Linked DNA regions of Homo sapiens: region 2 is linked to region 1. Evidence: chromatin loops called from intact Hi-C (ENCODE). Cell type or tissue: sigmoid colon. All regions are shown on one strand. Links, peaks and the distances in the headings refer to the core of each region. The heading gives the core; the rest is flanking DNA. Region 1 overlaps LINC00189 (long intergenic non-protein coding RNA 189). Region 2 overlaps LOC105372767 (a long non-coding RNA gene).

Region 1 (12,648 bases), core at 6,094-8,593:
AGATATTTTGATACAGGCATACAATGTGTAATAATCACATTAGGGTAAACCGAGTATCCATCACCTCAAGCATTTATCATTTATTTGTGTTACAAACATTTCGTTTATACTCTTTTAGTTATTTTTAAATGTGCAATAAATTGTTGTTGGCTGTAATCACCCTGTTGTGCTATTAAATATTAGATCTTATTCAAGTGGAGAAAAAGGAACCCTTGCATGCTGTTGGTGGGAATATAAATTAGTACTAAATTAGAATGTAAATTATTCTCCACAGCCACTATGAGAATAGTATGGATGCTCCACAAACAATTAAAAATAGAACTACAACACGATCCAGCAATCCCACTGCTAGGTATATACCCAAAAGAAAGGAAGTCAGTTTATGGAGGGGATATCCACATTCCCATGTTCCTGCTGCACTATATATAATCGCCAAGATGTGGAAGCTTCCCATTTTTTTTTGAGTAAATTATTCAAGAATAAGTACATGCCACGGAATCCTAAATAACAAGTAATGGGATACTACCCTTGTTCTCTGCACAGTTGTGCATCTTTTGCTCCTTCCTACAACTGCCAATTGTTTAAGGGGAGAGTTACTGGGGTGAACAGCCTGGCCAACATGGTGGAACCCCATCTCTACTAAAAATACAAAAATTAGTTCTGCATCGTGGTGCCCGCCTGTAATCTCAGCTACTCAGGAGGCTGAAGCAGAAGAATTGCTTGAACCCGGGAGGTGGAGGTTGCAGTGAGCTAAGATCATGCCACTGCACTCCAGACTGGGCAACAGAGTAAGGCTCCTTCTCAAAAAAAAAAAGAAAGAAAAAAGAAAAAGAAACATAGGATAAATCCATCTTTTAACAGTATGTCACTTATATGTTTGCTATGGTTTGGGTGTTTGTCTCCCCAAACCTCACATTGAGCTTTGATCCCCAGTGTTGGAGATGAGGCCTAAGGGGACGTGTTTAGGCCATAGGGGTGAATTTCTCATGAATGGCTTGGTGCTATCCTTATGGTAATGAGTGAGTTCTTGCTCTATCAGTTCCTGTGAGAGCTGATTGTTAAAAAGAGCCTGGCACCTCCTGCCTCTCTTGCTTCTTCTCTTGCTGAATGATTTCTGCACACACTGACTTCCCTTCACCTTCCACCATGAGTGAAAGCAGCCTGAGACCCTCACCAGATGCAGATGTTGGTGCCATGCTTCTTGTATGGGCTACAGAAGTGTGCGCCAAATAAACCTCTTTTCTTTATAAATTACCCAGTCACAGATATTCCTTTATAGCAACACAAATGGACTCAGATAATTTTCAAACAACATAATCTGCATTTCTTTAACTTCCATTCCCCTTCAAAAGTATAATGAATATAGTAAGCTTCCTATGCTGCCAGAATTTTTGGATGCTCAATATGTTTTATAAGTTACTTTTTTCTAGATCAGCAATTAGGCCCATTATTTTAAATCTAGAGCAAATCCACTTCAACTGAAAGCATATTATTTGAAGATAACTAACATACTGTTTTAAGAAAAGTTTACTTTGTTTCCTGACTTTGCATATGTATCTTATAGAATGGGGACTGGAAGACCAACAGCAATAAATTATTTGCCAAGAAATGTAGTACATTAATAATGTAAACTGTAACTGTGTAAGGCCTTTTGAAAGATGCTTAATACATAAATCTACTCTCTGATAATTTTTTTTTTTGAAACAGAGTTTCACTCTTATTGCCCAGGCTGGAGAGCAATGGCTAGATCTCAGTTCACTGCAACCTCTGCCTCCCGGGTTCAAGCCATTCTCCTGCCTTAACCTCCCAAGTAGCTGGGATTACAGGTGCCTGCTACCACGCCCAGCTAATATTTGTATTTTTAATAGAGACCGGGTTTCACCATGTTGGCCAGGCTTGTATCAAATTCCAGACCTCCATTGATCTGCCCACTTCAGCCTCCCAAAGTGTTGGGATTACAGGCATGAGCCACCATGCCTGGTCAACACTCTGATAACTCTAAGCTATTTAATCCTTAAAAGTTACCAGCCTCATTTGCCAGAATGTGTTGTTTTGATGCCTAATGCCAGAGTGTAAGCTCCCTAAAGGTAGTAATATGTGTAGGATTTGTTCACCAGGAATATCCAGTACTTGGAAATGGGCCTGGCACATAGAATGCATTCAATAAATAATTTTAAATAAATGCTGCCATACATGGAAAGAGGATTAACATGATTTAGCTACTTAAACAATCTGCAACTCATCTGAATATTACTGGTTGGGCAAAGTCCCCAGTGCCTCTTGCTTAGGGGTAGCTTGCAAAATGAGAATCTCTCTGACCATGAAAATTATTTGGGAATTCTTCCAAATATGTCAGCTTAACAAAGACACATCAGTGAGTTATCTTGAAAATTCATTGTCTTCCTTATGTCTAAGGAAACATAGCACATTTTGACAGATAGCCACCATTTATGATTTCATGACATAACTGACACAATTGCAGCACTTAAAATAAGATTTTCCTGCTTTTGGATAGGTCTTCTCATGCCCAGTATATTTTTTAAGAAGTTATAAACAGTGAAAAACAAATTCATTGCAATTATATAAAGTATGTTAGCATAGTTCTTTTTAGAGAAAAACATCCTCATTATAAGTATGTTACTGTAAATGTATATTTATATTGTAAAATCCTAATTCATACACACTACTCCTTTTGTTGGTGGGGTAGAAGTAAGACACTAAAGGATCTAAGAGATTCATAGGGAAACTAAGTGGAAAATATTGGGAAATAAGATGAGGCAGACCAGCCAAGCTTTGGGTTTTTTGTCTGTTTTTTGAAATGGAGCTTCGCTCTTGTTGCCCAGGCTGGAGTGCAATGGCACCATCTCAGCTCACTGCAACCTCTGCCTCCTGGGTTTAAGTGATTCTCCTGCCTCAGCCTCCCGAGTAGCTGAGATTACAGGCACCCGCCACCATGCCCAGCTAATTTTTGCATTTTTAGTAGAGACGGGGTTTCACCATGTTTGCCAGGCTAGTGTCGAACTCCTGACCTCAGGTGACCTGCCCACCTCAACCTCCCAAATTGCTGGGATTACAGGTGTGAGCCACTGTTCCTGGCCATGCTTTGGGTTTTTATGGTACCAATAACCACTTCTCTGAAGTTAGAGGTGTAAACTTCACCTGCTTGATGTACTTTTTGGAAGAGCCTAGGTTGAAGAGAGGTATAGGGGATGAGAGAGGTGAGCACCAGAAAAAAACTTATAAAGAAAAGCCTGTGTTTGTTTTGAAAACAAGTAACCTATGGCTGGGAGAAGAGCTACTGTCAGATGCATGGGCAGAAAATCCAGGCAACCTGACTGTGAAAGGCCTACACAGCAGCAGCTGCAAGGCTGCTCACTGAGTCTTCAAAAGAGGGAACTTTATGCTAAGTCAATCTCTTCTCTGCATAAACTAGAATTATTTTACTTAGCAATGCCTGCTTTTCAAAGTATGGGTTGTAGAATGAAATAACCATTGTTCTCATCCCAAGCTTCACCACTGACCAGCAGTGGGACACAGGACAAGGAAAACTCTTTCCAGGCCTCGGCTCCTGTATTAGTCCATTTTCATCCTGCTGATAGACATACCCAAGACCAGTTGCTTTATTTAAAAAAAAAAAAAAAAAAAAAAGAGGTTTAATGGACTCACAGTTCCACGTGGCTGGGGAGGCCTCACAATCATGGCGGAAGGCGAAAGGCACATCTTACATGGCGGCAGGCAGGAGAGTATGAGAGCCAAGCAAAAGGGGTTTCCCCTTATAAAACCATCAGATCTCGTGAGACTTATTCACTACCACAAGAACAGTATAAGGGAAATCACCCCCAGGATTCAATTAACTCCCACCGGGTCCCTTCCATAACATGTGGGAATTATGGAAGCTACAATTCAAGACGAGATTTGGGTGGGGACACAGTCAAACCATATCATCTCCACACCTCCAAAATGGAGAGAGTAATCCCTCTTCCCATGTCTGTAGAAACCTTGCACAGTGTCCGGCGTACAGGAAAATGTCAATTAGTGGTAGGCTGTTATTTTTCATCTTTTGAATGGGAGTTGTAATTTTTTTTCTTTTTACATTTTCTCTTAGAATTTTAGTCAATTTTTAAAATATTGGGTTCTAAGAGTGCTAACATGGAGTAAAAAACTTGATATTGTCATTGCTTGGAGTTGGAAGAGAAAAAGCAAACACCAGGAGTCCTGGCACAGTAGCTGCAGGTCCATGAGGTAACTCAGCATGGAAGGCAGAAAAGCCAAGGAAAGAAGGTTGGGAAACTGGGGCAGGCAGGCATTCCCCCTATCTATTGCCTGGTCTGCATTTGTTGTTCTTTTGTTTTCTGGAACAAGACTGTATATTTTGCTCATTCATTGGCTTAGTTATTCATTCCATTCAATACAAATGCCACAAAAGGCCGGGGGCAGAGGTTCACACCTGTAATCCCATCACTTTGGGAGGCCAAGGCAGGCAGATCACTTGAGGTCAGGAGTTCGAGACAAGCCCGGCCAACATGGCAAAACCTCGTCTCTACTAAAAATATGAAAATTAGCTGGGGGTGGTGGCAGGCACCTGTAATCCCAGCTACTTGGGAGGCTGAGGCAGGAGAATTGCTTCAACCCAGGAAGCAGAGGCTGCAGTGAGCTCAGATAGTGCCACTGCACTCCAGCCTGGGTGACAGAGGGAGACTCTGCCTCAAAAAAAAACAAAAACAAAAACAAAAACAAAAACAAAAAAAGCCACAAAAGACATTGTGCAAAATGTGGAGAGAGGGAACAGAAAATGGCGGAAATTGAACTTCTCTCAAATCTCAAGTCCCTGTAGGAGATCAGACAAGGAAACTGACAAATGCAAAACCGGATGGTGAAGGCAAGGGGTTTAAGCAGATGTTCCCATGCAATTCTGTTCCCAATAAAAGACCACTGCTTTGGGTGCCAATAACCATGTAGATATGGAAAAAAAATTAATGATATTATGTATTATAAATATCTATACTTTTACAAAAAAGCCAATAAAAATAAATAATAACTGGAGGGTTTGTATTACTTTATTAGCAAAGATTGTTTTATATATGCTGGAAGTAATTTTGATTTCTGCAAAGAGGAAATTTTCTGATTATTATATACTGCAATCAGATTTTTTTCCTATCTCAAGTTATTATAAAAAATTCATTGTTGTCACAGATCAGAAACACCCATCCTCCTTGACTTTCCAGAAAGTCTGAAAGTTAAGAAAAATAATTTCACCATCTAAGCTATATGTTCCATGAGAAAGACACTGCTAAAACAGCAAAATGGTCCAAAAAAGATTCACCTGTGGAAAGTGAAGAAAAAAATGTTAACTTTTATAGTCTCTCTTAAAACAAGGAAATAGATGCATTTATTCCTATGTCTAGCTCTTCTCCTGTAATCTTCTACTTCTTGAATCTGCCTTGGACCAAGAAGCCCACATCTCTGCTGATACTGATTCCTACATCTTCTGGTCTGATGCCAAACCACAGTGATTTTGCATCTGCAAGAGCACATTTGAGAGTCAGCTGAAAGAAGAGCAAAACATTTATTAACGCCAAAGCCATCAACTGCAATCAAAAGATGAAGCCAAACAAATCGAGCAATTTGCAGAAGAGGAGACACCGTCTAAGGCAGGAATAAGTGAACCTGAAGGGTGTTAGAACAAAAACAGATCCCATCTCATAAAAGGAATCTTGGCACAGGCCTTCCCAAATATAAAAATCAAAGAGCTATTCTCCCCTGTCTTCCTTACATAACAGCACTCAAGGATAGGAAAGACAGATTTATGGATCAGAGGCTTCTGTCCAGAGCATGGCCTTTCTCATGAAGTTACCTGTCTAGCATGTGAACCTGATGATCGATGGGACTGTTATTCCCCATATTGGCTTTCTTCCCTGTAAGTGATTATACATCCAACCCATTTCCGAATGACTTGTGGTGCCTCTCCATACGTGGAGAATATTTCTCTGCCATGTTTTCAGGCTTGGCAACATGAGGTGTCTGGGCCAGTGAAATGTAAGCAGAGGTGACAGTGTGCCAGTTCAAGCAAACACTTTGAAGCATGACATTTTCCAGCCAATACTCTGTTTTTCTTTCTGCCACAAAAACAGCAGTCCCAAAGCCAGGCACAGAAAGATAAATTTCGCAGGTTCTCACTCATATGTGAGACTTAGGAATCAAAACAATTGAACTCATGGAGGTAAAGAGTAAAATGATGGTTACTAGAGGCTGGGAAGAGGACAGGGAAGGGGAAGGAGTGCAGACAGCTACTGGGTACAAAAATGCAGTTATGAAACAAAAATAGCAAGTCCCAACTATACATGGCTATGTTTCTGATTCCAGGAAAGAGAAGACACTGGGAGCAGAACTGTAGCAATCAGTGCATGACCATCACTATGTAATGCAAGTGGGAAATGAAAATTTGTTGGCGTGAGCCCCTGAGATTTGGAGACTATATATTATTGCAGTGAAACTGACTAATATATATGACACCACGAAGCAGTAACACAACTGCATTGAAATAAGCATTCTTTCTCTAAGGGCATCCCAATCCATGAGAGGCTTGGCTTTTATTCTAAAAATGAGTGGAAAGAGATTAGATAGGATTGGTTCAAGCACTATGTCATCTGTAGTCAGAAGGTACCAGGGATAAAGGTACAATTTTCTATCCTAGATGAACTACGTTGCTGTAAGATAAGCCATAGTTATCCTGGAGGTCACCTGTTGCACAATTCTGGAAGTGGCCATGAAATAGATCAGCCTTGAAGGAGTGTGGCACAGCATAGGTTTATATTTGCCCCACTGCAACCATTTTTTCAAACACATAGTAAGTTCACTTGTCCTCCATCTCAGGAGTCCACACACAGTCAGGGCTATTACAGTCACTAAACAGAAAGTGCTGCTTTTGGCTTCTAGTTCTGCAACTGCTTTTACGGCTCCACCTCTTCCTTTTAATTTGCTTATTAATGGCTCTTTGACAACCCCACAGCTAAGTCAGTGGCCTTGGGGGGGTATAATTACAAATACTTTAAAACTCAAAGTTAGCATGTTTTTCCAATCAATTAAAAGTACTTAAAAATATCTAGAGCAGCCAAAAGCAACCTAGGTCCTAACCACATGCACCAGGCTACAGGAACTCAACAAGGCCTGACAAATTCAGTCTTGCCAGGACCAGCAGGGAGGGGACAAGAACTGTGAGATTCAGAAAATGAGTTGGAAGGCAGTGATGCATGGCTGAGCAAAGGGGATTTGTTCCTAGAATGCTGCTGCCTAATCCAAGAAGGACAGACAGGGCTGGGAAGCAGATCTGAAGCAGAGCTATGGAAGGAACACCGCATTCCTTGGCAAGCTTAGCTCTGATGGTGGGGCCTGGGGCTCATAAGGACAGCCAGCCACATGCTCACTGGCTCAATCAGAGATGGTTCCTCCTGCCTCTGGAGTGACTTATTCTTCAGAAGATTAGGAGCAAAGAGGATACATTCTTTGGCTAGCCCAGCTTGATTCCCTCTTTGGCTAGACTCACCCTCTGGGTCTTACGGAATCTACAAAAGGACGAAAAGGAACTCACTGGCAAGTAAAGCTTAATGGGAACAAAACAAGGATTGTCCAACAAGGATGACCTATCACAAGGATGCTAGAACTCCTGACAGGCCAGTCTTCTTCTTTTAAGGGTGGGGAAACTGGGCCCAGAGATGCAAAATGACCCACCTAAGGCCAAAGTCAATGACAGCATGGCAGAGGCAGGGCTCAGGGCCTGACCGATGAATTCCTGACTGATGCCGAGAGCTCTTCCTTAAGTCTCTACACTAGCCTATTCTGAAATAAATACAAGGACCTTGTAGGAGCCCCTAAAGTCAGAGAGAAGGTGTGACTACAACAGGAAGGGCTTATGTATCCGAAACACTGTTGTTATTGACAATTGATCCACCCAAGACATCGACTTTTCCACATAATGTTTTCACAAAGAATAGGGGTGTGAGATACTGTTGTGTGGATATTATCCACATGTGGAAGGAAAGAAAATCAATATGTGATGTACAAACCATTGAAACTTCATATTTGAGAATTCTGCAAGTCAACCATTATTGTCAATGGACAGGATCCTCCCTAATGAGAATTTCATAAAGCGTAAGTATAATACATCACACTCCATTAGGGGCTGGGGGTAGGGAACTGGAGGAGGTTGAAAAGGAGGGGCTCAGAGAGGAAGGAAGATGAGGGAAGTGATTAAGAAAAAACACTGACAAGTAGTGAAAACAAAGAACTTGCCTGGAGTGGATGCAGCTAAATGAAGTTTTCCTATGAGAAACAAGGTAAAGGACTCATTTAAAATGCCTGCAGGTAGACTGAAAGTTGTTTCCAAACACCGGATTGACAAAAAGATCTTAGAAATAGACAGAAAATGCCAATGCCTGTAGCTCTTTCTGACTCTTGCCAGTGGTCATGCTTTCATTTCCTCCCAAATCAGATCCTAAGTACCTATTCAGCAAAATAGAATACATGAGATCACAAACAGACACTTTCAACCACCAGAAACACAACTTCACTTAATTCTACAAATATTGTCAAGCTCCAGTGGGAGATGTTCTTTCCCCTGGCATTTGGTTGCGTTTGATTTTCACAAAATAGTGAACTTCTCAAGAGGAAATGCTTCTCTAGAGCTTGCTGGATTGATTTAGTCACTTCTCCCGACTGCCCCTCAGGGTCCCCATTAATTGCTACTTGGGGCAGACTATGACCAGTTTCTCTCGGCATAAACCACACAATAACCATGACAGCATAGCTTTGAGGGTTTACTAACCTGTGACACACTCAAACCATGCGAACTAAAGGGTTTCAAAAATCCTGAAGCACCTGAAATGTTTCTGAAAATGATTCTATGACCTGGCTATTAATAGGGATGAAAACAAGTTTGAAAATTAAGAGAGAATGAGAAGTTAGATGGGAAGTTGCATGCAACTTGGGTTCTTTCCCTGCAAAGTAAGGCAAAGCAGACACAAGAGAGGACTTGAGCTTACACTCATTTTGGAGGAAAATTCCTTGTGATGCTACCCTCCCCACATCCCTGGAGCCCCCACCCCACACCATAAACCTGATCCTTGAAATAATTAAAATCCACTTCTACAAAAGGGAAAATACTAAGTAGATTGATTTTAAACCTTCCACAGTAATGCAGTATGTATCAGGGCAACAGTGGTGTTGGATTGATACTAGGAGAGAAATTCAGTCTTTGCCAGAGCAGTGACTTTATAGCCAACTCCTCATCATGTCAACCTGAAATAATCTAAAGGGTCAGATTCCAATTTTAGAGAGTTTATTCAAGCAAAAAGCTGGGAATGGCCATTTCTGGATGCTCTGTCCCAGAGAAATGGGGGTAGTGCTCTGAAGTTAAAAGCTAAATTCTCTTTTATATAGGAAAAAGCAAAGAAATTTAACAAGATTACAACATTTTCAATACAGGGCCAGTTTATGAGTTACAACAAATTAATCAGTTTCTTTTCTTTTCTTTTCCATGCAGCTTGTTTTCTTTTCTTTATCGCTCCTTTTCATTTCCTTTTGATTTTAAAAGAGTGTGCTTAACATTCCATCTTGAGGCATTGAGATGGCCATAAAGTTTTTGTGTGAGAAGAAAGAGGTTAATCTATAATGAAAGTCAATAGTAAGAGGGAAGGGGTCTCCTCTGGCATCCTTCACTGATATGGACAGGAAACAGGGAAATACTGGGTAGAAGGGGGCGGTTCCCCAACAAACGGCCCACCCTCAAGCCTGAAGACCGGCAGCCCTAAAGGAGGACAGGCATTTCTGTTTTCATGGCCAAAATTTGCCTTTTGGCCTGCCATGCACCCCCCATCCTGCCCCCATACAAACCCAAGACCTTAGCGGGCACATACACAAGAAGCTGGACATCAAGACCAGCAGACCAGTGGACCAGTGAACCAGCAGACCAGTGACAGTGGAACAATGCAGCAGAGAAAGAGAGAAAAGGAAGGATGTCTGGACTCATAGGGGAGCTTGGCCAGGGGTGGCTGGAGAAGAGTTGGGCCGCTGGATGCCCGACTCCAGGGAAAGACCACCTTCCCACTCCATCCCCACTTCTGCCTCCCCATCCATCTCACTGAGAGCCACCTCCACCACTCAATGAAACCTTGCACTCATCCTTCAAGCCCATGTGTGATCTGATTCTTTCAGGACACTGGACAAGAGCTTGGGATAAAGAAAGTTGTCACGCTGGCCCCCTGCCCTCACAATAAGGCAGAGGGTCCGTTAAGCTGATTAACACACAAGCCGTCTGCAGACAACAAATCTGAAAGAGCTTTGTAATACATGCCTACATGGGCTTCGAGTGACACAGAGACCCACCCCTAGACTCTGCCGTGGGACAGGAGCCCAAAAGTGCTTGTACTGGCCTCTGCACCTGCCTGTCTGCATGCTCCTCCTTTGAGCTTTGGGGCGACCAAGCAGGTGAGCTACACCTGTCGCACGTCCTACAACCATTCACAACATTTTACAAAATAATGTAGGTAAGGGAAAAGACAATTCAGACAATCAAAAATATTACAAAAAGTTCACAGCTGCCTAGTTTACAGCTGCCTGTCTTGTGACTCAGGCCCCATAATTCACATTTCCTTATGGCTCAAAATAATTTAGAGTTCCAACAGCTTAGATTTTGAATCACTTATTTTCACAATCACAAAGCATAGTAGGAGTCCCAGAGAGAGAGCATAGCTCACACATAATCCAAAAGTCTTTTGTAGCCCATAGTTTCAAAATCACTCTCCCCAAGAAAGGTGAGGAAAGCTGGTATCATAGAAACCAAATGGGCCCGTCTGAGTTTCATTTCCCTCCCGCTGAGAGGTAATGATGAAACACCATACAAGTACTGCTTTGAAAAGCACCTGGATTCCCCAGGTTCTTTTAGATTACCTCATGGGAAATAAAATAGAAACAAATTTAAAACTATAACTAGGTTGGTTTTTTGTTTGTTTGTTTACCAGTTAAGACCTTAGGTAGGTACATGCTATGGGCTGAATTGTCTTCCTGCAACCTCCGCCAAATGTATATGTTGAACTCCAAACCTCTAGTACCTCAGAATGTTCCTGTTTTGGGACATGATAAAAGAAAAACTTCAGTCGGTTTAAATTTAAAGGAGTTTAATTGAGCAATGAACGTTTCACAAATCAGACAGCCCCCAGAATCACAGCAGATTCACAAAGACTCCAGCGCAGCCATGTGGTGGAAGATTTATAGACCAAAAAAAAAAAGAGAAATGACGTTCAGAAATTGGAAGTGAGGTACAGAACGGCTGGATTGGTTAGAGGTTGGCGTTTGCCTTATTTGAACACAGTTTGAGCACTAAGCAGTGTATGAATGGTTGAAATATGGCTGCTGGGATTGGCTAGGATTTAGCTATTGTTACAGGTGCATACTACTAAGTTAGGTTTTCAATTTTATCTGCCTATTAAGTTAGGTTACGGTTCATCCGCAAGGACTCAAATATAGAAGTAGGGAGTCCTTCTCAGGCTATAGTTTGCTTTAACAGACATAAAGGCTTTAAAGAGGTAATTAAGGTAAAATGAGGTTATTGGCATGGGTCCTAATGTAATCTGACTGGTGTCCTTATAAGATTAGGACACAGACACACAGAAGGAAGACAATCTGAAGTCACAGATCTACAAGCCAGGGAGAGGGGCCTCAGAAGTCAACCTGCTGACACATTGATCTTAGATTCACAGCTTCCAGAACTGTGAGAAAACAAATTTTTGTTTTCTGAGTCACCTAGCGTCCTTCTGGCACTTTTTTATGGCAGCCCTAGTGAACTAATATAGTATATTAACTTCTCCACAATTTTAGTGCATATTTAAAAATCCACCCTTAGGGAGTTGCTTACTAATCTGTCTCTCACTTTTAATGCTTTGTTGACGTCCACATTGCATCAGAGCCATGTCAGAATAACTGAAATAATAGCACAGCCAGTCTGGAGGTTTGGGCTGTCAGATTCGTAACCCTTGATCCAACTCTGTGGACATCATCGACATGTACAGTTTGTTACGATCTCCGCTTTACAGATATGAAAAATGGGGCTTGAAGAGGCTACAATACTTGTTCGAGTTCGGCAACTGGAGAAGGGAAGGGCTAGGATTTGAACCTAGATGGCTTGAGTCAGAGGGTGTGCTCTTAACAATTATGGGACACTGTCTCCCTAAGCAGGGAGGAGAGGAACTGTGATATTGAAACTGCCTTTGCAAAATTATGACTGAGACAGTGAAAGAGATCTGACCTAACCAACTCCATCTTCCTTCTAACCTTTAAGCTGTCCTTGTCCCTTCCTGGGCATAGACCGAGCTAACTTTGGGAGGAATTTATAGTTTACAACAAAGACCATAACAGCCCTTTCCCAAAACAAGCCTCCTTCTTGCCTGGGGACTAGACTGCCTTTATAGGACCAATTAGCCACAAGATTTGAAATTATGTTTTAGGACTTACGCAGCTGGAGGCTACAGGATTCTGACCCTCCCTAAACTGCTCATAAGATTAGTGCTTGAAATATTTTGCAGATATTTTGATGGATCAGCTGGCACCACCCAGACTGATAAACTGGCTCACCTGATCTTGTGGCCCCCACCCAGG
Region 2 (10,859 bases), core at 3,111-5,610, 49 kb after region 1:
ATGGAGAAACCCCGTCTCTGCTGAAAATACAAAATTAGCCGGGCATGGTGGTGCACACCTATAATCCCAGCTACTCGGGAGGCTGAGGCAGGAGAATCGCTTGAACCCAGGAGGTGGAGGTTGCGGTGAGCCAAGATGGTGCCATTGCACTCCAGTCTGGGCAACAAGAGCAAAACTCCATCTCAAAAAAAAAAAAAAAAAAAAAGAATTTGTGTTTGTCATCAATGTGATCAGTGTGGAACATTTAATAAAAGGTTACAGAAACCTAATGAGAGCTTATTAGGATGAAATACATGTGTTTTTAAAACTATTAATATTTATCTTACTTGTGAATATGTTTCATGCATTGCCTGTTATTAAACTTATTAGAAAATGAGATCATTGTCATCAATCACCACTCAAGCATCATCTCCTTCCAAAGCCACCCTTGATGTCCTCAAGACAGAATTAAATGCTCCCTCTTGTCTGTTCCCACAGTGTATCTGCCATAACTGCACCATAATTATTGTTTATCTGTGAGTACCTATCTATAGGTGTGGTAAATGGAAACAATATAGATGTTGAAGTCAAACCAGATTTGAATTTCAAAATAACCAATTGCTAGTTGAGTGATCATAGATGAGCAAATAAACATTGTGAAATTCAGCAAGATGCACATTAAAATCATCATAATATATACCATAGTATTATAGTATTGTTATGAAGATTAAGAGAAATAACATATGTTGCCACCTGGAACACAGTAGGTGCCCAACTTTATTATCTAAACATTTCCCCCTCTTCTTAGATTACAAATAAGCTATTTGTATCTGTTTTATTCTATATTTACTATATAATGCTAAACATATGTTATAACAGAAGAGAAAGACGAAAATTACAAATGCTGTAGAAGTTAGTAGCATTTCCCACACCATCACATCTTGTTTTGATAAGTCATCATTAGTTTTCACTTTTCCCTCAACTTTGCTGGACATGCTGTTTTGACACCAGTGTTTTTGAAAAAATGCAAACATTGAGCAATGTATGACCCTTGCAAAATGCTCCTGGTGTTTCTTCTTCACTATTTCCAGAGAGAAACTAATGTTCAAGCCTAATTAACTAGGTAAGGATGAAACATTTGCCCAGGCAGCAAGATCTAGTTCTGCTTGTTCACAAAACGTGGCCAAGGCGAAGGGGGCAGGGTGCCCAGGAGACTGAGGCTTTGGAACATATGGAGTCACCAGGCCCTGCCCAACCCTGTAGTTGGGTTTCTCACCACCCTTTCACACTCTGGCCAAACCAGATGTCAGCCAGTCTCTGATCCTGCCACAGTATCACCTTTTCATCTGAGGTTTCTTCTACCAGAACTGCACCCCCTCACATTTTGTCTTGTGATCTTTGCAACTCAACTCTGTTCCTATCTTTTCCGGAAAACATTTCCCAAATCATTTACCTTTCTCCAAGACCTCCATTCCATCCCTGAAAAAATGAAAAAACAAAAACAAAAGCAATCTCTTACAGCTCCAGTTCTTCTCACTGAGGGTTGCTAAAATATAGGCTATCCAATCAAATTTGAATTTTAATAAGCAATGAATAATTTTTAGTATTAGTATCTCCCAAATAGTCCATGAGATATATACATACTATTTGTTGCTTACCTGAAATTCAAATTTAACTGGGCATCCTGTATTTTTATTTGCTAAATATGGCAATCCTATTCTCTTGTCTTGTGTTGTAGTACTGTATTATGTCATGTGTCTTGTATTACACCATTATTCACAATTGTTAATAGACTACATGTTCTCTGAAGCCAGGAACAGTGTTCAATTTTTTGGTTTCACTACCACCTCTACCTCACCCTTCCTGATGCCTCCTTACTGAATACTCAGCACAGTGTCTTAAATGTTGTTGGGAGTACAGGAATCAAGTCCTCATTCATTCTTTCATTCCTTCTTTCACATAGCAAATATCTACTAAGCTTATAGTTTCTGGGGATACGACTTTAAACAAGAAATAGCTATTGTCATTGAGGAGCTCCCAGCTCATTCAGGAAAATAGACATGTCAGAAAGCGATTTCTTTTTTATTTTATTATTTATTTATTTATTTTGAGATGGAGCCTCGTTCTGTTGCCCAGGCTGGAGTGCAGTGGCGCGATCTCGGCTGGATGCAACCTCCGCCTCCTGAGTTCAAGTGATTCTCCTGACTCAGCCTCCCAAGTAGCTGGAACTACAGGCCCCCACCACCATGCCCAGCTAATTTTTGTATTTTTAGTAGAGACGAGGTTTCACCCTGTTGGTCAGGCCGGTCTCGAAATCCTGACCTCGTGATCTGCCTGCCTCGGCCTCCCAAAGTGCTGGGAATACAGGTGTGAGCCACCGCGCCCTACCAGAAAGCAATTTAAATCAGTGACATAGTTCTAGAGTAGGGTGACTTGAGAACACAGGAGAAAAGCACCAAGCCCAGTCTTTAGGGGTTAAAGGAGACTTCTGGGGAGGAAGTAACAGCAAGGCTGAGACCTAAGAGTTAATAGGAGTTATTAATAATAAGGTGATGGCAGAGAGCGAAGACATTCTACACAGAGATAATAGTTGGAAAAAAAAACACTTGAAATAAGAGAAAATGTGGCATTAATATTTGATTCATTAATCAAATCTTCCTTGTAGTTCAAGCTTGTTCTGACTCATGCATGCAATGTCTTTGAGGCCTCAAGCCTCTTCTTCACATTTTTTTCTCAAGGAATTCAACAATGACAATTCTTATTTCCCGTGCCACATCCACCTTCTCTGAGCTCTAGGCTGGGTTTTATCCCCCATCCTTGGTGTAGTCTAAACTACTTCTTCAAGAATTTAGAGCTGAATGTGACCAGCTGTCTCAGCCCACCTCACCCTTCTCCCATTCAGTCTCACTCTGTCTGCTCCATCCAGTATTCTACTGATTTTTTCCCTCAGTTTACTCCTTCCAACTCCTGTTGCCCCACTGAGGCTGATGTCTATGACCATAACTGCTTTCTGATCCACTTTTGAGTAATTCCACTCACTCAGTCTTCTGCATTTCCTACATAACCAAACCATATTCCACATAGTAGTGCTGACGGCATTCATAGGATTCCAACTTTAAAAGTGCAGTCACAAGAGAAAATACATCACATCTCTGACAAGGACTAAAAGTATAGGAAGAAACTCTCAGGTAAAATCCACTTAATAAAGCTGTTTCTAAATCAATGTCCTGCCAGGTGCGGTGGCTCACGCCTGTAATCCCAACACTTTGGTGGGCCAAGGTGGGTGGATCGCCTGAGGTCAGGAGTTCAAGACCAGCCTGACCAATATGGTGAAACCCTGTCTCTACTAAAAATACAAAATAATAGCTGGGCATGGTGGCGAGTGCCTGTAATCCCAGCTACTAGGGAAGCTGAGGCAGGAGACTCACTTGAACCGGGAGGCGGAGGTTGCAGTGAGCCAAGATAACGCCATTGCACTCCGGCCGGGGCAACAAGAGCAAAACTCCATTTCAAAAAAAATAATAAAAATAAAAATAAAATTACTACAATGTCCTTTGTAGTAATCAGCCATTTGTAGTCATCTTTGCAGTCCTAACCTGTGCCTAGCACAAAGCAACCACTTGATGCAAGAATTTACATCTAATTACATCTTTCGTTCTAATTAAACTTTGTTATAATTAATCTTAAGTTATGGCCACGTGTAGAATTAAACAAATGATGAACAGTAGCTAACTTTCTGTACCAAGCATGAAACCAGGAATTTTAAGTGCTATACAGAGTTTGTGACAATAGGATATCTGTGGTACCTTAATTTCATGTGTCAACTTGACTGGGCCATGGGGTCTCCAGGTATTCGGTCAAACATTATTGTGGGTGTTTCTTGGGAGTGTTGTTGAGTGAGACTGGCATTTAAACAGGCAGACCAAATAAAACAGATTGGCCTTTCCAGTGTGCGCAGGCCTCATCCAATCATTTGAAGGCCTGAATAAAACAAAAAGACTACTGTCCCCTAAGTAAGAGAGAATTCTTGCTGCCTGGCTACCTTCAAACTGGGACATCAGCTCCTCCTCAGTCTTGAGCCTGCCAACTGGGTCTCTAGCCAAGCTTGCTGACTCACCTCCAGATCTTTGAACTTGCCCACTTTCATAATCATGGGAGCCAATTCCTCACATGTAATTCCACTCACTCATCCTTCTGCACTTCCTACATAACCAAACCATATTCCATACAGGAAATTTATATACATCCTATTGATTTTGTTTCTCTGGAGAACCCTGACACCGATAATAGAGTATTCCAGGAAATAAAGCAATCAGAGGTTACTTTGATGAGAATACATGCCTTTAATTTGCCTTATAAGTCTTTTGTGATCCAGATATATGCCATCTCCCTTGGTAATTCGTCCATCTGTGCTACATGTGGATGACTTAATTCTTACAGGTCATTTTTTCATATTCAATCTCAGGACCTTTGAAGAATCCTCTCAACTTATGGATACTAATCCATCAGCTGCAAATAGCCACACAAATGTTCACCACATGCATATACAGGACTATGAAGCTTTGTACGATATGGAGTTGTATTAGGGTAAGTCAGAAAATAGGGAAAAGGGCTATGAGTGCTGATATTCAGAAATAAAAATGAAAAAAAACTAGGTTAAAGCCAATTAATACTTTCTCATCAGACCCTGTCATGTTTCATAGTGTTGTACACAAGTAAAGTTTTGGAAAAAAACAGAAGAGCTGGGGACTTGGGTGGGGAGGGGAGGAAGTAAGAGTTTTGTAAGGAATTCAGGGACATCAAAGTACTAAATGTATAACATTGAGCAGCGTCTGCATCCTAGCTGTGCTACCTGTGTAGTTACACAGAGTCCTGCACGCAGGAGGAGCCTGAATTGGCCTTAAAGCTCTGTCACTATCTTGAGATTCTTAATATTTTTTGCAAAAATGGACCCCAAATTTTCACACTGCACTGGGCCCCGCAAATTATGTAGTTGGTCTTGCCGCTAAGTAAAACTTTCTGAAGTAACCATTTAAAAGTCAAAAGTAAATGTTTATTCAACTTTCTACCTAATGATTAGTTTGATGTCCTGACAATAGCAAACCAAACTGAGGCTCCATACTCCCATGCTCTCCCTGCACATGGAAAGAACAGCTGGCAAGAAATGGCTGAGCAGTAACCATCAAGAGCTATGGATAAGTGGTTGTTGTACAGAACTTGAGAAGAGAGACAAGTTCCTATCATCAGTTCTTATAAGAGCTTGGATAGCTGCTTCTGAAATCAAGGACTAGACCTCTTATATTATAGTGACATCTGCCCCTAGATTGAAAATCCCCAATCTAGGAACTGAGGAAGGTAATTTGGCACTATTGTCAAAACTTTTCTTTATCATCCTTCACCTTTGACTCTGTCTAGTATAAGAAAAAGGAAATGCCAACCATTTGGGAGTTTATTACTTGCTATACAAAAGTAATCACCATTACTTCCATTCCAGGGATTAAGGTAGACCAAATATCCTATTTCCATGTTTTGCACGTGCACACACACACACACACACACACAATCATGTAAACACAAACATATATCAATGGACAAAGTGCTATTTATAGAGATACTGTATTTAAAATAATCTGGATAGATAGTAAAAATGAAGGAATTTGGAAATGATTAGTATCTTTCATAAACTTTCATCTGGTAGGACAGAGGAAGGCACTATACTCAATTTGATAAATGGAAGACATAAACTGCTAAAATGACAATACTTTTAATTGACTCCTGAAATAAAATACTGCACCAACATTATTGCTGACTCATAACTGCCCTCAATGACTTGAACTCCTCTCCTGCAGCAAAGTCTTTTAGCTCCACTCCTATACATTTCACCCCATATACTCACTCTCTTTCTTGCATACTAAGTTCCAGACAATAGGATTGTATTAGTCAGCATTGTCCAGAGAAACAGAACCAATAGATAGAGAGGTTATCAATGATAGATAGATAGATAGATAGATAGATAGATAGATAGATAGATATCAATATACAATAAGGAATTGACTCATGAGATTATGAAGGCTGACAGGTACCAAAATCTGCAGCCAGCAAGCAGGAGGCCCAGAAGAGCCATGGTGTAGTTCCAATCCAAAGGCTGGCAGGCTCAAGATCCAGGAAGAGACCAATATTTTAGTTTGAGACTGAAGGCAAAAAAGAGCCCATGTCTCAGGGTCAAGGCAGTCAGGCAGGAGGAGTTCTCTCTTACTTGTAGGAGGGTCAACCTTTTGTTCTCTTCAGGTCTTTAGTAGATTGGATGAGGCCCACCCACATTAGGATGGAAAATATGCTTTTTTCAGTCTGCCGATTCAATCGTTATCCGCATCCAAAAATACTCTCACAGACATATGCAGAATACTGGTTGACCAAATATCTGGGCATCCTGTGGCCCAGTCAACTTGATACATAAAATTAACCATTTCAAGCATGTAACTGAAAGCATCTTGTGCCAGCTTCCAGGACAGCCAGCCACCCCACTGCCTCAGCCACTTCTTTGTTCCTTCCTTCTCTGGTTGCCTGGAATATATATACCGCCATCTTGGACCATGAGATTGAGAAACATTGCTCAATAATGGCAAAGAAGTTTGAAGCCTTGGAGATTTGATGGAGAAGAGCCTCTATTTCAGCCCAGGACTACACATCCCAGTCTTTTGCATGAGAGAAAAGGAAACTTCCACCTTGTTTAAGGCACCGTTATTTGGCAGGTTTCTGTCCTTCACAAGCAATTCTAATCCTAATTCATGTACCTCCCTTTCACTCCCACTGCACACAACAGGGTAGAATTACAGACTGGACAACAAATTAGATAAAATACCTATGACCAGAAAGGGAGAAAATTGTGAAAATCCCATCCACTCTACAGGGAGGGTAATTTGTATCCTTGCAGTAATATTTGCACAGCCTTTCACAACATTACTTCATTTCTTTCCAAAAATAACCTTGAGAAGCAGACAGAGCTAATGTTTTTATCCTCATTTTTCTCTCTGAATAATCTAGGATTGTCCCTGCTTAGATGATAATTTAGTTTTAATTGATTCTTCATATTAAGCTTAGCAAAACCAGTATCAAGTGAACAATTTAATAGCTTATTAAATACAATGCTATTACTTTGCAAACATTTATAGAGAGCTTTAAAACATCTTTATAAATATAAATTTAGTCTTAAAGCAAGATTGAGGTAATAGTAAAATTTTACTTTGGTAATAGTAAAATTTTACTTTAACATAATAGACACCAAAATGACTTTTTAAAATTTAAACTGCATTTCAATGGAAACCTATGGTCACACTGAAACAGAAGAATATTGGGCTGTTTCTTTGTTGTGATGGTTTTCAAATAAAGCAAGGAAAAACACTATCATTGTTGTCACAATGCATGTTAGCATTAAGTCCCAGGAGAAATCCTAAAGCTGTGAGAACTATTTAACTTTATTTTAATCCACTGTTTTTTTAACTTCTTTGACTATGAAACAGTGTTTAGCTTGTTTTTTTGTTCATTTGTTTGGAAATACTTAACATTTCAAAAATTGGTGTTGAAAGAACAAGGTTTCAGGAATGCTATACCATATTCAAATTCTAATTCTAGTATCTTTAGTGAGAAGGAAGTGCCCTTAGAATTACCATATTTATAAAAATACGGGATGCCCAGTTAAAATTGAATTTCAAATGAACAACAACTCTTTAAGTACCTCCCATGCAATATTTGGGATATACTTATACTGAAAAAAAAAGTTTATCTAATTTCTGAAATTCAATTTTAACTGGATGCCTGTCTTTTCCCTGGCAACCCTACTGTCTTAGTCCATTTTGTCTTGCTATAACAGAATACATGAGACTGGGTAATTTACAAAGGAAAGAAGTGTATCTAGTCCACGGTTCTGCAGGGTGAGAAGTTCAAAAGTATGGCCATGGCTTCTGGTGAGGGCATTCTTCTGTGTCATAACATTGCAGGGCAGAGTAGGTCAAAGGGGAAGCAGACAAGTGAGAAGAGAGAGGATCAAACAGGAACAGGAACTTTGCTTTATAATAACTCACACTTTAGGGAACTAATCCATTCCCACAAGAACTAATGCAGTCTCATGAAAGCAAGAACTCACTACCTGGAAAACTGCATTATTCATAAGGCCATGCTCCTGGCCCAAACACCTCCCACTAGACCCCACCTCTCAACACCACCATATTCGTGATCAAATTTCAACATGAGTTTTGGTGGGGACAGACAAGCCGTATCCATAGGACCTACCTTTGATCCATTCCTAGGGAAGAACAGTTGCTGATCCTTCTGATTCAGATTTTCAGACATTTAATGGGGCTTTACCACTAGGCAAGATCCCATGATTAAAATCACAGGCCTGGCCGGGTGAGGTGGCTCACGCCTGTAATCCCAGCACTTTGGGAGGCTGAGGCGGGTGGATCATCTGAGGTCAGGAGTTCAAGACCAGCCTGGCCAACATGGTGAAACCCTGTCTCTGCTAGAAAAAAATACAAAAAATTAGCTGGGCGTGATGGTGCACGCCTGTAATCCCAGCTACTAGAGAGGCTGAGGCAGGAGAATTGCTTGAACCCAGGAGGCGGAGGTTGCAGTGAGCCAACACTGCGCCATTGCATTCAAGCCTGGGTGACAGAGCAAGACTCCATCTCCACACACACACAAAAAAAAAAACCACCGACCTGGCCATCCTGCTTTCTTTTCTGAAGCATTTCCATCTCTTTCGTTTGTCAGTGGTCTGTGCCCGACACTATCCATGTTCCCCTGCAGATCCACTCTTCACCCATTCACCCTGCTCTGCACCCTGAAAGACTGGCTGTATGATGGACCCCAGCAACCAAGCTCCCTTGTTCTGTCGTTTGTAGTTGGGCTTGGCCAGTGGCAGCCACCAGGAGAGGATGGAAGGACAGAAGGAGAGAGAGATTTTCTGCTAAGCCCTAGGTCAGCTGTGGCCCGGCTCCCTCACCAAAGTGCAAGTTTGTGAGGAATGTCAGTGGTCCTTTGCTTGCCCTTGAAAGCCTAGAGAAGACTTCCCTGAAGCAGCCACCCCAAGGACCTCATCAACCCTTCTTATTTCCCTTAACTCTTCCTCTAACTTTATAATAATCCCTTCATTACTTTCTCTTTTTATCATGCCTTCTTAAGTGTGCTTCTCTTTCCTCCCAAGACCCTGATAATACAGTGTAAGACTGAGATGCAGGGTAAATGGAGATTCCCTACTTGAACCTTAATCCTGAATCTCAAACTCACTCCTAGTTTTGACAAACAGTCCTACTTGGGGAGTTTTAGTACTTGAGTAATAATAGAGGTCACTCGTTTCCCATTTCTAGATAGGCTAGTTAAAGATCAACAAAAGCCGTTCAGTAGGCTTAATATAAATTATTGTTGTTACCAGCATTTGTGTTATTTGGGGGTGGGGCTCAGCGTATTTAAGTGATGTCAACACTTATCTCTCTCCACTTTATAGAAAAGGAGATCATATAACCAAATCCATAGTTGCCCGCAGATCACAGTGACTCCATGGTGAACCTTGTGTCTTGTTGTCTTTTGTTTTTTGTTTTTTGGGTTTATTTGCCTGGGATCTGAGATCTGACCAGCACGTTCATATTGTTAGTTTCCAGAACTCATAAATCCCTAAGATTTGTTTGGCAAACTAGATGTTGTCAGAATACTTAGGGTGAGATACAATAACAATTTAAATGATAAACAAAAACAAACAGAAAAGAATTCATCCTAACTTACCCAGGACCAATTTCTTGCTGTTTTTTTCCCCAGCTATTTTTAAATAATCAAATCACTGTAGTAGCTATGGCATTTTAGAGATTGCAAGGTCTGTGAGTCATATCCTTATTTACAGGAATGATGGGAGAAAGTCAGCTTGTTCAGCATTTACTCCATTTATGAGAAATGTACAGGCAAATAAGAAGCTGGGGAAACGCTGTTTCGTGTATCATTTCACCGTGTCCTACAATCTCTTTCTCTTTCCCTTTTCAGGACTCAGACCTGGGAGAACAGCCACTGCCCAGACACGTTCAGCGACAGATAAAACAGTATAACATTTTGCAAAGGCAAATTCCTCCTCTTCTGCTGTAGAAAAACTTGGTTTCTTCTTCATACACACTGAGTCCTTCTGCTCATAATGCTGGTCCTAAACACCTTAATCCAAAAGCAGCCAATAAAAAGTTTTTAAAAGTCCAACTCCTTAGGGAAAAACTTTGTTTTCCAGTTTGTGTGACTCAGGTCATCAGCTCACGGTCATTGTCAGAGCCCCAGTCATCTACGTGTGTCAGCACCGCCCCTTTTATCTCTCTGTCTTCAGTACTGCCTGAGAAGTACACACAAAGGACTGAACAGAGACATTTTCAAAGTTTCAGAGAAAAATGAAAGGATATGATTTTAACACTGGAACCGAATACTCTCTTAAGCATAAATTTTTCTTCTAGGGAGCATTTGTTTGTAATTATGAGAAATTAAGGAATATATTCCCAGTGAATTAAAACATAGGAAATTAAAACTGGAAGGGTATTCAGGGAATCTAGAAGTTCATGCTATCAGCTTTGTGAGTGATTTCATCTCTCACTTTGTGCATTTCCCTTTCTATGTTCATGTTTGATGTGAGCTGCATTCCCAGCTCAGATTATTCTCATTCTTTAAAAATAAGAGGGGCTGGGCACAGTGGCTCACACCTGTAATCCCAGCACTTTGGGAGGCCGAGGCAGGCGGATCACCTGAGGTCGGGAGTTCGAGACCAGCCTGACCAACATGGAGAAACCCCGTCTCTACTAAAAATACAAAAAACTAACTGGGCATGGTGGTATATGTCTGTAATCCCAGCTACTCAGGAG

Evidence for each region. Peaks named below come from ENCODE experiments on the same cell type or tissue, not always from the same donor. Only the 100,000 strongest peaks of a DNase experiment are listed, where the experiment ranks them.
Region 2: it touches region 1 in a loop (2.2-fold over the local background); 9 of 110 quality-filtered maps call a loop at or near these places.

The regions. Positions count from the first base shown.
Region 1 is chr21:29,231,964-29,244,611 of GRCh38, reverse strand. The region is part of intron 1 of LINC00189 (long intergenic non-protein coding RNA 189); the gene reads right to left. Among named protein-coding and RNA genes, the nearest start is that of LINC00189, 45 kb to the right of the region's middle. RefSeq lists enhancers at 7,284-7,383, 8,621-8,700, 10,376-10,475, 10,906-11,085. In sigmoid colon, for the core only: no CTCF peak of the experiment used is centred there; a DNase peak (open chromatin) is centred at 7,386; H3K27ac peaks cover 808 bases.
Region 2 is chr21:29,181,380-29,192,238 of GRCh38, reverse strand. It overlaps LOC105372767 (a long non-coding RNA gene), which reads right to left. Exons shown (of 3, transcript XR_007067837.1): 3 at 7,437-10,339. Among named protein-coding and RNA genes, the nearest start is that of LINC00189, 6.7 kb to the left of the region's middle. RefSeq lists enhancers at 8,035-8,124, 10,000-10,089. In sigmoid colon, for the core only: no CTCF peak of the experiment used is centred there; a DNase peak (open chromatin) is centred at 4,058.